Regions from separate parts of the Mus musculus genome. Here region 1 is linked to region 2. A link is a contact called in ENCODE Hi-C data. All regions are on one chromosome and are shown on one strand. The core of a region is the stretch at or near the end of the contact, and the rest is flanking DNA. Distances in the headings are between cores, read along the strand shown. Region 1 overlaps Ets1 (E26 avian leukemia oncogene 1, 5' domain). Region 2 overlaps Fli1 (Friend leukemia integration 1).

What was found. Hi-C counts contacts between places; a loop is a spot of excess contacts on that map.
Region 1: a loop to region 2 is called in a map of T-helper 2 cell, with 2.9 times the contacts of the local background. The contact joins two enhancer-like sites. A Hi-C loop is called at or near these places in 6 of 37 maps with a recorded cell type or tissue (T-helper 17 cell, T-helper 2 cell, regulatory T cell and 1 more).

What each region holds. Positions count from the first base shown.
Region 1 is chr9:32,704,465-32,709,849 of GRCm38, reverse strand. The region is part of intron 3 of Ets1 (E26 avian leukemia oncogene 1, 5' domain); the gene reads right to left. Among named protein-coding and RNA genes, the nearest start is that of Ets1, 71 kb to the right of the region's middle. Within about 2 kb of position 3,614, at least 1 of the 3 ENCODE cell types and tissues checked has a DNase peak (open chromatin) inside an H3K27ac peak, as active enhancers do.
Region 2 is chr9:32,503,938-32,508,980 of GRCm38, reverse strand. The region is part of intron 1 of Fli1 (Friend leukemia integration 1); the gene reads left to right. Among named protein-coding and RNA genes, the nearest start is that of Fli1, 35 kb to the left of the region's middle. Within about 2 kb of position 2,665, at least 1 of the 3 ENCODE cell types and tissues checked has a DNase peak (open chromatin) inside an H3K27ac peak, as active enhancers do.

The DNA.
Region 1 (5,385 bases), core at 2,365-4,864, 200 kb before region 2:
TTCACTCATTGCTCACTCACTGTGTGAGGCATGCCTGCAAGCCATGACTGCTGACCAGAGCTCCTCTGAAGCCACAACAACTCACCAGGGCCCACTCTCACTGATACTCTGCTGCTGTTTTGTTCAATAAGTACCCAAAATCTGCTGAAGGCTCTGAAGCTTCTAAATCATTCCATCAGGCCAGCCAAAGCAGAAGAGCAGTCACCAGGATGCCCTAAGAGAGGCCTTAACAAAGTATCATTTTTAAAGAGAGGGAGGGAGAAGGACTCAGGCTCTGGCTCCTCCCCTTCCCCCCTCCTGCTGAAGGAGGTTAACTGCGGGTCCAGCGTGTAGATGTTGATTCATTCCGTGTGTGTTTATTTTTCTACAAACATTCCTGCTGCATCAAGTGGCCTCAAGGCCTAAACTTCTGTCCCCTCCCTGGAAAATTCTCAGGCACCGTTGAGCTCTCACTTCATTCCTTGGTTTCCCAGTCGGCAAAGAGGGGTGGGGGAGGGGGTGGGGGAGGGCAAAGCACAAATTCGGTGTGCAAGTTTACCAAGGGTGCTTTCATTTATCCATCTTGAACTTGAAAATATGTGCTAGGAATCACCTAAATCCATCCTTATGGCATACATTTATAGACAACTGAATGGGGTTTTTTTTGCCTAATATTGATATTAATGAGGCTCTTAGAAGAAAATATTACACAGAAAATAGCATCCCAGGAGTCAAGGTTTCTCTCCAAATGGGTGTTCTATGTAGGCTGGGCTTTGTGATCAAGCTCCAAATAAAGATCTGGGACATTGAGCCTTTGTGGTCCTGAGTAAATTATTGGAAATTTTCTGCGATTCCATTTCTTATATGGAAAAACTGGGGATGAAACAATTAACTTCACAGAGGTAGCTAACGTACAGATACGAGTGCTTCTGTAAAGCTTATGAAGTACCTGGCACATACCTGGTACTCTACAAACACAAATTTCTCTTATCGCTTACGCTACAGGAACAGCTATGTCTAGAAAATCTAAGGGATGGCCAACCATTTTGCAGAGTGTTTTATTTCTGTCAGGAGACAAGGGAAGTGGGTAGTGGAACTCTTGATCTATATGAAATCAAGGATATGCTTCCTGGACACACACATGTGACTCAATGTGACTCACCTTGGAGAGTTCATCGTATTGAGCATCACCAGTCTGTATCAGATCTCCCACTAATTAAACAACTCTCCCTGCATCAACAGTGACTCGACTCGGGCATTTTCTAAACATGAACTCGTTAACTCTCCTACCCTTTCTCCCAAAGAGTGTCAGCCTACTCAGAACAGCATCCTTCAAGAAGACAGAGACTATGCACAGGTAACAATTACCTGGAGGCCTGGAGTCAAAACAGACTCAGGCCTCAGAAGGACACAAGATGACAACCTCTTCCCGACAGCTCAGTGCACAGCAGAGGAACTCTTCAGGTCAGGCATGATAAGATCAAGGACTGATCCTTTAGGCCTGCTGTGAGCTACTTGTAAGTGGGAGGTTCTACATCAGATACTGATCCTGGTTTGAAGAGGAGAGTCACCTTCTGGATGCATTAAGATTTACTTTATATGTGTTCTAAAATTTTCCTGACAAGAATTGAGTGCCCAGACTAGAAAGTGCCAAACTTAAAGCTCTTCTTTCTGTTTTTGCTATAAGCTGTTGTACCACCACCTCCTTCCCATCCTTACCCCCCACCCCCACCCCCGCCCCACGTAGTCCTCCAGGGAACACCATGTTATTGGGCAGCTACTTAGGATTGATATGCATTTGCAAGAAAATAGTAGCAAGCCCAAGGGAATACTTCTCAGGTCAACAGTTAGTTTGTCATTTAGCTTGCTTCCAGCAAGATCAAAACAAGGAGAGGAGGCAAGGGTACTGACATGTCTTAAGAAGAATAATTAGAGATCTGGTCCAATCTAACTAGTTTCTGAGTGAACACACACACACACACACACACACACACACACACACACACACACACCTATACCTGGTGCCACAGCTTAAATGGTACTTCTGTTTTGAATAGGAAGAATACACCATTCATCTAAGATGTCATTAATTCTGGTATGCCTCTCGGGCACAGTTCTTTTATATAACACGTACTATGACATTCAAATTTTTCTACTCTGTTTTGTTGTGTTTAGAAGCAACCTCCAGCTGTCTGACTTTCCCTTTGTTCATAAAAATCCACCTCACTCTACACACACGGAGGCACAGAAGGCCCAAGCAAAGCACATTTCAGTTTAATACAGGAAAACAGGGCTGGGGGATTCTTTTCAAATCTCTTAGGAATAAAAATACAAAAGAAAACCAAGAAAACAAAAACAAAAAAACAACAAAACAACAAAACTCAACCTTCTTAAGGTCCAAAGTCAACCTCTCTCCAAAGAAAAGTGCACATTAGTTTGTCCAGTGCCCTACAGAGCAAGCCACTTTCCTGTCTGCTCCTGGTATTTTGGGTATCTCTGCCACTTTCCTAGATGTGACATCAAGGGTCTGGGCACCCTGTTCCCAGATCTCTAGTTAGCACCCATGTAGACTCACTGAAGATGTAGAGGAAGGGTACTTGCAGCAACAAAAAAGGGGCGACTGCCTTGCTGACATTTCTGTCTCATGTTAGTGGTTATTATGACTATTGTGGAGGCACTCACCACACAAGAGAAATATATAAGCTGGGTGGCTAAATGGAGCCATCAGGACATCTGACAAAGTCCAGCTGTGGTTTTACCATATGGTGCATGTGGCACTGAGAGAACAACTTGGCATCCCTTCTGTATACTCTCCTTTTTCACAAAATATCGGCAACTCATAGGGATTACTGGGGTCTCTGCTGGGTAAAGGCGTGTGTCAAACTGTAACACATTACCAAATTACAAGGCAGTACTTAGGCAGACTGCTAAACATGCACAGCAGATCTCAGTGTCCCCTCCGAATTCAACATCTAAGTATTTCAAAAACCGTGTTGATATCATCCATGTGATTTTTAGAACTGGCTACTGCTGGGTTTGAATGTGTGCTTAGGACCTTTGTGATAAGGTTTTAACATCTCACTTTCTTATCTATGAAACGGGAATAAACGTTTCACTACTACAGAGTAGGATAAGACAATCAGGGTCTTTGCCGCATACCTAGTATTCAAAACCTAATATACAAATATATGTATGTATATATGTACACACACACACACACACACACACACACACACATGGAGGGGGGGAACACCACAACAGCACCAAAAAAATAAAGATGGGTAGGAGTTAGATCTGCCCTCTGATAAGAACTCAATGGCAGTCTTCCTGGTTTTCCTTCCAAATCAACAAGCTGTACCTAGGCCCTTGTTTCCCAAAGAAGGGGTAACTGTCACAGATCTTTCTCAAAATGTAGAAATAACATCAATAAAATGAGATCACAGATAACAAACATGCGTAGGCGACGCCACAGCCAGCCACAAAGGGAGCCTTTGAGAAGCGAGAGGGTCGCTGTTGACACACCAGCACACAGTTAGAGCTTCCTGGATGACTGGGAAGTCAAAGCAGGTGGCATCTTGCCTGCCCCCAACTCCACCAGGCAGGCCATGCCCATGGAGGGGTCAGCCGGTTGCTGCCCAGGAAGCACCTGTGAACAGTCCCACAGGCAGGCATGGGCCCTTCCCTCTGTGCAAACAGGCAGTGAGGACCTTGTCTCACCAGGCTTGTCAGGAAAAGGTGCTGAGATGCCTCACAGCGGAGTACATTCCAGCTGCAGGAGGGGACTGTTTCTCAACAGAACAGAGCAACAAGAAGGGGCAGCTTCCATGAAATAAGTCATTACTCAGACCGCATGGGCAGCTGTGAGGATACAGCTGGGTTCGTTGCTCTGCCTACCAGACTCCTAACCTACATTATGTCTTCCTCCAATTCAGACCCCTCCCTGGAACTGCCTTTAGCTGGCCCTGTGGCCAATGATTATGCAGAAAAGGAAGCTGTTGTACTGGAAGACATGACTCCTGGCCCAGCACTACCTGAAATGACATATTCAGAAATGATCCCAGACAAGTTGAAACCAGGCATTAACTGGGAAGCCTGTTACATGTGATCGTTGGGATAGCTTTGCACAATTCCTAATATCTTCTTGTACAAGCTGCCCTTTACAGAGGTACCCAAAAACTCCCCAGTGACTGAGTCAAAGTAGTGACCTGTCTACCTCATCAATAGCAGTCTATGTTGTTTACCAGCCTTTACTGTTGCCCAAAGTCACAAGCCATCAGTGTTAAGAGAAACCTTAGCTTTTCTAAGTGACTTACTTGGCCAATTAAGAAAGTGAGATTCAAAGCCCGGCGTGGTGGTGCACGCCTTTAATCCCAGCACTTGGGAGGCAGAGGCAGGCAGATTTCTGAGTTCGAGGCCAGCCTGATCTACAGAGTGAGTTCCAGGACAGCCAGGGCTACAGAGAGAAACCCTGTCTCAAAAAACCGAAAAGAAAGTGAGATTCAGAATAAATGAAATTATTTTTTCCCAGAGTCATACAAGCAGGTACACTGATATGGCTAGAATCCTCCTGACAGGAGCTCACTCATGCTCTCTCTCTCTCTCTCTCTCTCTCTCTCTCTCTCTCTCTCTCTCTCTCTCTCTCTCCCTCCCTGTGTGTGTCTGTCTGTCTCTGTCTACCTCTCTCTGTGTGTCTGTTTGTCTATCTATGTGAGTGTCTGTGTTTGTGTGTGTGTGTCTGCCCCCTCTGAAGTTGAACTTACAAAGTAAACTTTATATTTCATAAATAATACTTAATTTTACTCTGATGATAGGTCCCTCTAGTCAGTCCTGATTATTCTCCACTGAATTCTACACATGAGTAGTATCTGGATGGTGTAAGACAACTTACACAAAATATAAGGAATTTATCTAAAGGTTAGATAAAAATACCAAGAAAAATAAGAATCAGTATAATTATAAACAGAAGTTTATAATTAAGTTTATCACACTATAAGTATAATTTAAATTCAGACTTATCATATATTTTTATTTTGAATATGAATGACAATGAATGACCTTAGGAAAATTTGAGTTTCGTTCACACAACACACACACAAATAAATCATTCCTTTAGGAACAGGCACAAGGCCTGGCACGTAGTAGAAGCTTCTAAAGCCTTAAAAACAATCACCCGGAGGCTCACAGAGACTGGGCTATCAAGCAGGAATCATCTAGGGGCCAGACCTAGGCCTCCTACATTCATAGCAAATGTGCAGCAGCTCGGTCTTCCTGTGAGTCCCCTACCAAGGGAAGCATGGGCAGTCTCTGTCTCTGTTCCCTGCTGTTAGACCCCCCTTCCCCTACCCGACTGCCTGGTTGGGCCTCAGTGGGAAAGGATGTACCCAGTCTTGCTGGGACTAGATATCC
Region 2 (5,043 bases), core at 1,416-3,915:
GGATGAATTGACCAACACTGGGTGGGGTTAATGAGAGAAAGCTCCAAGGGAGGAAGTAAGTTTTCAGTAGAGGTTGAAGCAGGGGCAGGGCCATGGCTGGGGCAGAGGGAAGAGGAACTATATACTGTGGGGGAGGTGGCATGTCTTTGGGAAGGGTGCTGTGGCTACACAGTGGCCCTGGAAGCTGTGTCTCACTTGACAGTCATGTTCAGAGTTAGTATCAATGGACTGAGGTAAATTTTCAAGGAAGAGTCATGTTCGATATTGACATCAGAAGTGTGGTCTGGGCACACCCACTTTGGAACGAGCACACCCTGGATCCAGTCAAGTCTGAGTTCACCTCTGAGCGAGGCCACTTATAATCTGGTCAACCTCACAGGTCTCACCTCCCTGAACTGTAAAATGAGGAAATTATTTCATAAGGCTCTGGTGAGGATGAAATACAGGGAGATAACGGACACAAAGTGTTTAGTTCCTTACCTGATAAAGAAGGGCTCCTGAGTGTTCGAGTGGTTGGGAAAACAAGGTCTACTGCTCACAGGCCAGAATGACAGCTAGGGGAAACGGCTTCAAGTTCTCAAAAGGGAAAGTGTAGCTTGGGGGTGCCTAGATCCTGAGCTCAGCCAATCGGTCTCCGTCTCCATGTGTTCCTGTGATGAAGTCAGCCCAGATCTGCACACAGCTCAAAGGCTGGATCTAATTGATGCTTGTCTGTAGAGCTAAATATCAGCCTCTGAGGCTAGTCTGCTGCAGACTGAGCCCTCACTACCAAGATTTAGTGAATGGCTCAACGCTGAATGGAGTTAATGAGAAGCAGAAATTTCCAGCCACACGTGTGCTGATAAACGTGGAACAACCTACCGTCTGGATTTGTGTAGTGTTCACCTATTTCCATGGTGCAAATGGTTGCTCTGAGGCTGATGCCAGGCTACCAGGATGATGTTTCTGACTGTGGAGCTAGGAAGAGATGCTTTCTCAGCTCTCGCACACCCCTGCATCCATACCCCCATCCCTGAAGCTGGCTGAAGCTCCTCTCACAGCAGGGTGGGCTCCTGTTCTTCAGGCCAGGCTTTCTTGCCTTATTCCTGTCCGGAGGAGTTGAAGGGGAAGGGAGGGGAGGCATTCCTACTTTCTCCTCTGTCCTGTGCTCGGCAGAAGTATAGCTTCCCACCCAGGAGCCACTTCCTCTCTGTCCAGTTCCAGACTGATGAGCAAGTCCATTTTCCCCATGAGCTGAAACAAAACAAGACAAAACAGAAAAGTGGTCCTCCCATGAGCCTTCGTCAGAGCTCAGCTTTAAGATGAATCAGGGCAGGCCCAAGTGCATACTCTGGCGTCTTGGGGTTTACCAACACACTTCCTCCACAGAAATACTGTTGCTGCTCTTTCTCTTGCCCCTGCGAATGAGGCAGCGACAACTCAGCCACACCTGCACCTGGAGGTGAGGTGGCCAAGGCTTCACACTCCCAGCTTCCCCTTACCGCTACAGCAGGGAGAGTATGACTTCATCAGTTCAATGACAATTCTAATTCAGGGGGCGGGATGCTGGAGACAGAGGTCTCAGCAGTCCTCTGTGTGTTCCCTTGTAAAGATGAAGGTACTGAGGCCAGAGGGCAAGGTCTCAGGCAGGTCACTTCTAGAGACGGTGTTCTCTCTCCCCTCTCTCTCCCCTCCCTCTCCTCTCTCTCCTTTCTCTCCCCATCCTCCTCCCCACCCCACCCCACCTCTGCTGCTGCTGGGCAGTTTTCTGAGAGTTAACACTGATATTTTGCTCACGTCATTTCTTCTATAACCGCAGTGCTTCTGTGGGAGTAAGCACCTGCCCCCAGCAAGTTCTACACCTTCTTCTTCTTGCTCATAGCCCTGGGCATCCTGGCAGATTTGCAGATGATCCAGATCCACTCCAGCTCTGCAGTGAAAGGAGCGATAGGAAAAGCAGAGTTGGGGGTAGACACCCAGGCAGTTCTGTCTTAGGATATCTTCCTTCAAGTCCGGGAAAGAGCGTGTGTCCTCAGTGTCCTCCTGTAGCAACAGGCATCTCCAACTACCAAGCACGCCTGCATTGCCTACGTTAGCCAGGAATATGACAAGCCATACATACAAAATAGGGACCTTCTACTAGTCCCCTAATTGTCACCCGGAGCTTGTCTGTGAGAGTAGCTGCCCACTAAGCCCTAGGGATAAAGGGAAAGAGAAGAGCCTACAGCTTCCCACAACCTCATCTCTGACCACCAGAGAACCCGCCCTTTAGCACGGAGTCTTCTCCTAGTGCTTGAGAGCCACACTGGGTCCATGCAGTGAGGATATGGCTGCCTGTGAACCTCCTGGTTCACGGAGAGTGGAAAAGCTCTTTCCTAAATCTTACTAGACAGTAGTTCGCATTTCCTCCGTGGGGACCTTATCTGCTAGTACATTAAGACCCCAACCCAGCTCTGCCAAGAGACTGTTATGCTCTGCGGCTCAAAGAAAAAAATGTAGGAGAGGAGTTGATTAACTGAGACCGGAAAAGAGCTTTTTCTATGTATAAACAATGAGCCCATGTTCCTGGCAGGTCAGGTGTCCTGATCTCTCTCCCAGGTGGGAGGGAAGAACTGCTGGCCGCGCTCCTCTCACGGCCCTGAGTTTAGGAACAGGATTTCCTCTGCACATTGTCAGAGAGCAGATAAAAATCTTAATCTCAGGCACACACAGCCGCAGGCCTTGGGGCCTGCCACTGTGTGCTTAGCTTTCAGAAGTGAGAACGAACAATGGCTTTGGGACTCAGTATATAAGTGGGGAAGGCAAAGAAAGAGACCAGGGTGGAAGCTAGCGGGATATACAAACTTGCTGTGGAAGATGCAGGGCCATCCAGAGGGTCCAACCTGCACACAAGGCTCAGAAAATCCTGGGTCCTCTTTTACTGTTTTTGGCTTTCTTGTACCAGGTACAAAGCACACTGGATAGAGGTCTTTACCATTTTGTTTGTTTTCTTTGTGTGTGTGTGTCTGTGTATCTGTGTAGTGGATGCACACTTGTGCAGATGCACTCGTGTGTGTGTGTGTGTGTGTGTGTTTGTGTGTGTGTGTGTGTGTGTGTGTGTGTGTGTGTGTGTGTGTTGGAGGTTAGCTTTGGGAATCTTACCTTTATCATGCTCCACCTTGTGAGCCAAGGTCTCACACTGAACTTGAAGCTTGCCTGCTATCCAGCCCCACACAGGTAGTCACCACCACTGCTGGCTTTTATGTGGGCACTGGGGTTCTAAATGCATGTCCCCATGCTTTCACAGCAAGCACTTTACCCACTGAGCCATCTGCTTCTCACGACTGCCCCACACTTTTTCTTAAAGTGCTCAAATAGAGGCACTCGCCTCTGCGCTGCAAATCGGGCTCTTAGGAAGAGCTTGGCATCTCAGCAGAACTCAGAAGCTGGGAAAAGTTTCAGTCTTATCCTCCCAAATGTTTGTGCTAAGAGCTCGCTCGCTCACTTATTTTCCCAACATGCATCCTGTGCCTTTTCAGAGTAGGAGGAGATGAGAATTTTAGAAGTCTCATTTATTATGTGGTGCTGTATCAGAAAGTGCTCTGCACACAATTTTGCCATTGCCACACTTAACTGCAAAATATTCCTTATGGGAACATACAGCTTATCCCTATTGAAGGAGTTGGCCAACCAAGTTAGCATGAGAAATTTTAGGGTGTATACATGTTGAAATGCAGACCCATTCTCCACAGGATCCCTCCATCCCTAACTCCATTTTGATGAGCGTGCACTAAGCACTCGCTGTGTGGCACTGTGCTATCTAAATGGTCTCTACTTATAGCATCTCCTTTTATCCTCAATATCCCACAGTCCTTGGGAAAAAATTCTTAAGTTCTTCAGGTGAGCAGTATGCATATGCAGACTAAAGCTCCGATGCCCACCTACATGAGTCAGTCCCTCCTCAATCTCACCATCCCTAAGCCTTGTTCCTGAGCTCATTGAGTAGAGAGGAGGCCTGAGTAAAGAGCCAACAAGAGAAGCTGAAGCCCTCTGCCAATACAGAGGACCTGCAGCAGATTCCAGGCTCCCGGCTGATTCACTGGCTTTCACAGCAGCAAAGAAGGGCTCTGTACACAGCGTAGGCCGAACTCAGAGGACTCAGATTTTCCTTCTGATGGTGCCTTAGGAAACAAAGGAAGTCTAGGGTTTGGGGTCACTGAAATCTCATTCTATGGACTTTCTGCTGCCGATGCCTATGGTAGGATCTCAAAGCCGCCAAACCAAGGGACATATAGCGGCTACACCAGGAAGAGGTGCATGAATTATTTGCCAGTGCAATGCATCAAGAAGAAACAAAGAATCTAATTAGTGTTTTTGGGGGGAGGACCCAGTTCAGAGAATGAATGTTTTTTCCAGAGGTACTGTGTAAAGAGGCTCATCCTCAATTGTCCTATTGTCATTTCCCACCTACTATGAACCTCCGATGAATGTATCCAGAAACCCTTTCGAGAGGAAAGTGGACAAGCCCTGTCACATGAAAGTGAAGATGCCAAGAAGGTCCAATGTCCCTCTTCCTTCCCAAGGGGAGGAACTCATTCCACACGTGCTGCTCAGGGAAAGAGGCCCTTGGGGGAAAGGAGGATGCTGTGTCCTTTCCAACCTAAGAAGTTCATCATCGGTGCAAAACAGCACCTTTGGATAAACACAATGTGGCTATATATACCCCTTGCCATTTCCTGTTGCTCTTGTAGCTCACGCAGGCTCGAAAGTAGGGTTAGCCTGTGACCAGAAGCCACATGGTGACATGCATATTAGCCCGTGCCCTCTGCTTCCTGCACTGCTCGACACTGGAGCCAGACTAATGCTTGTGCTTCCCTGGAGGGGAGGGAATCCTGGGAGTCAGGAGGCTTGCAAGTCTGCCCATCCGTTCCTTGTGCGCAAACTGCCTGGCTACAGATAGATCCAGGAGAGGGCCAGCACGCATGCCTGAAGAGTCGTGAGAGTGTAAAGTTTCCACCGCAAAGCAAAGGTCAAGTCGGAAGGGGTAGCTAGCAAAGTGAGCAGCCTTCTCGATTTTGTATTAAA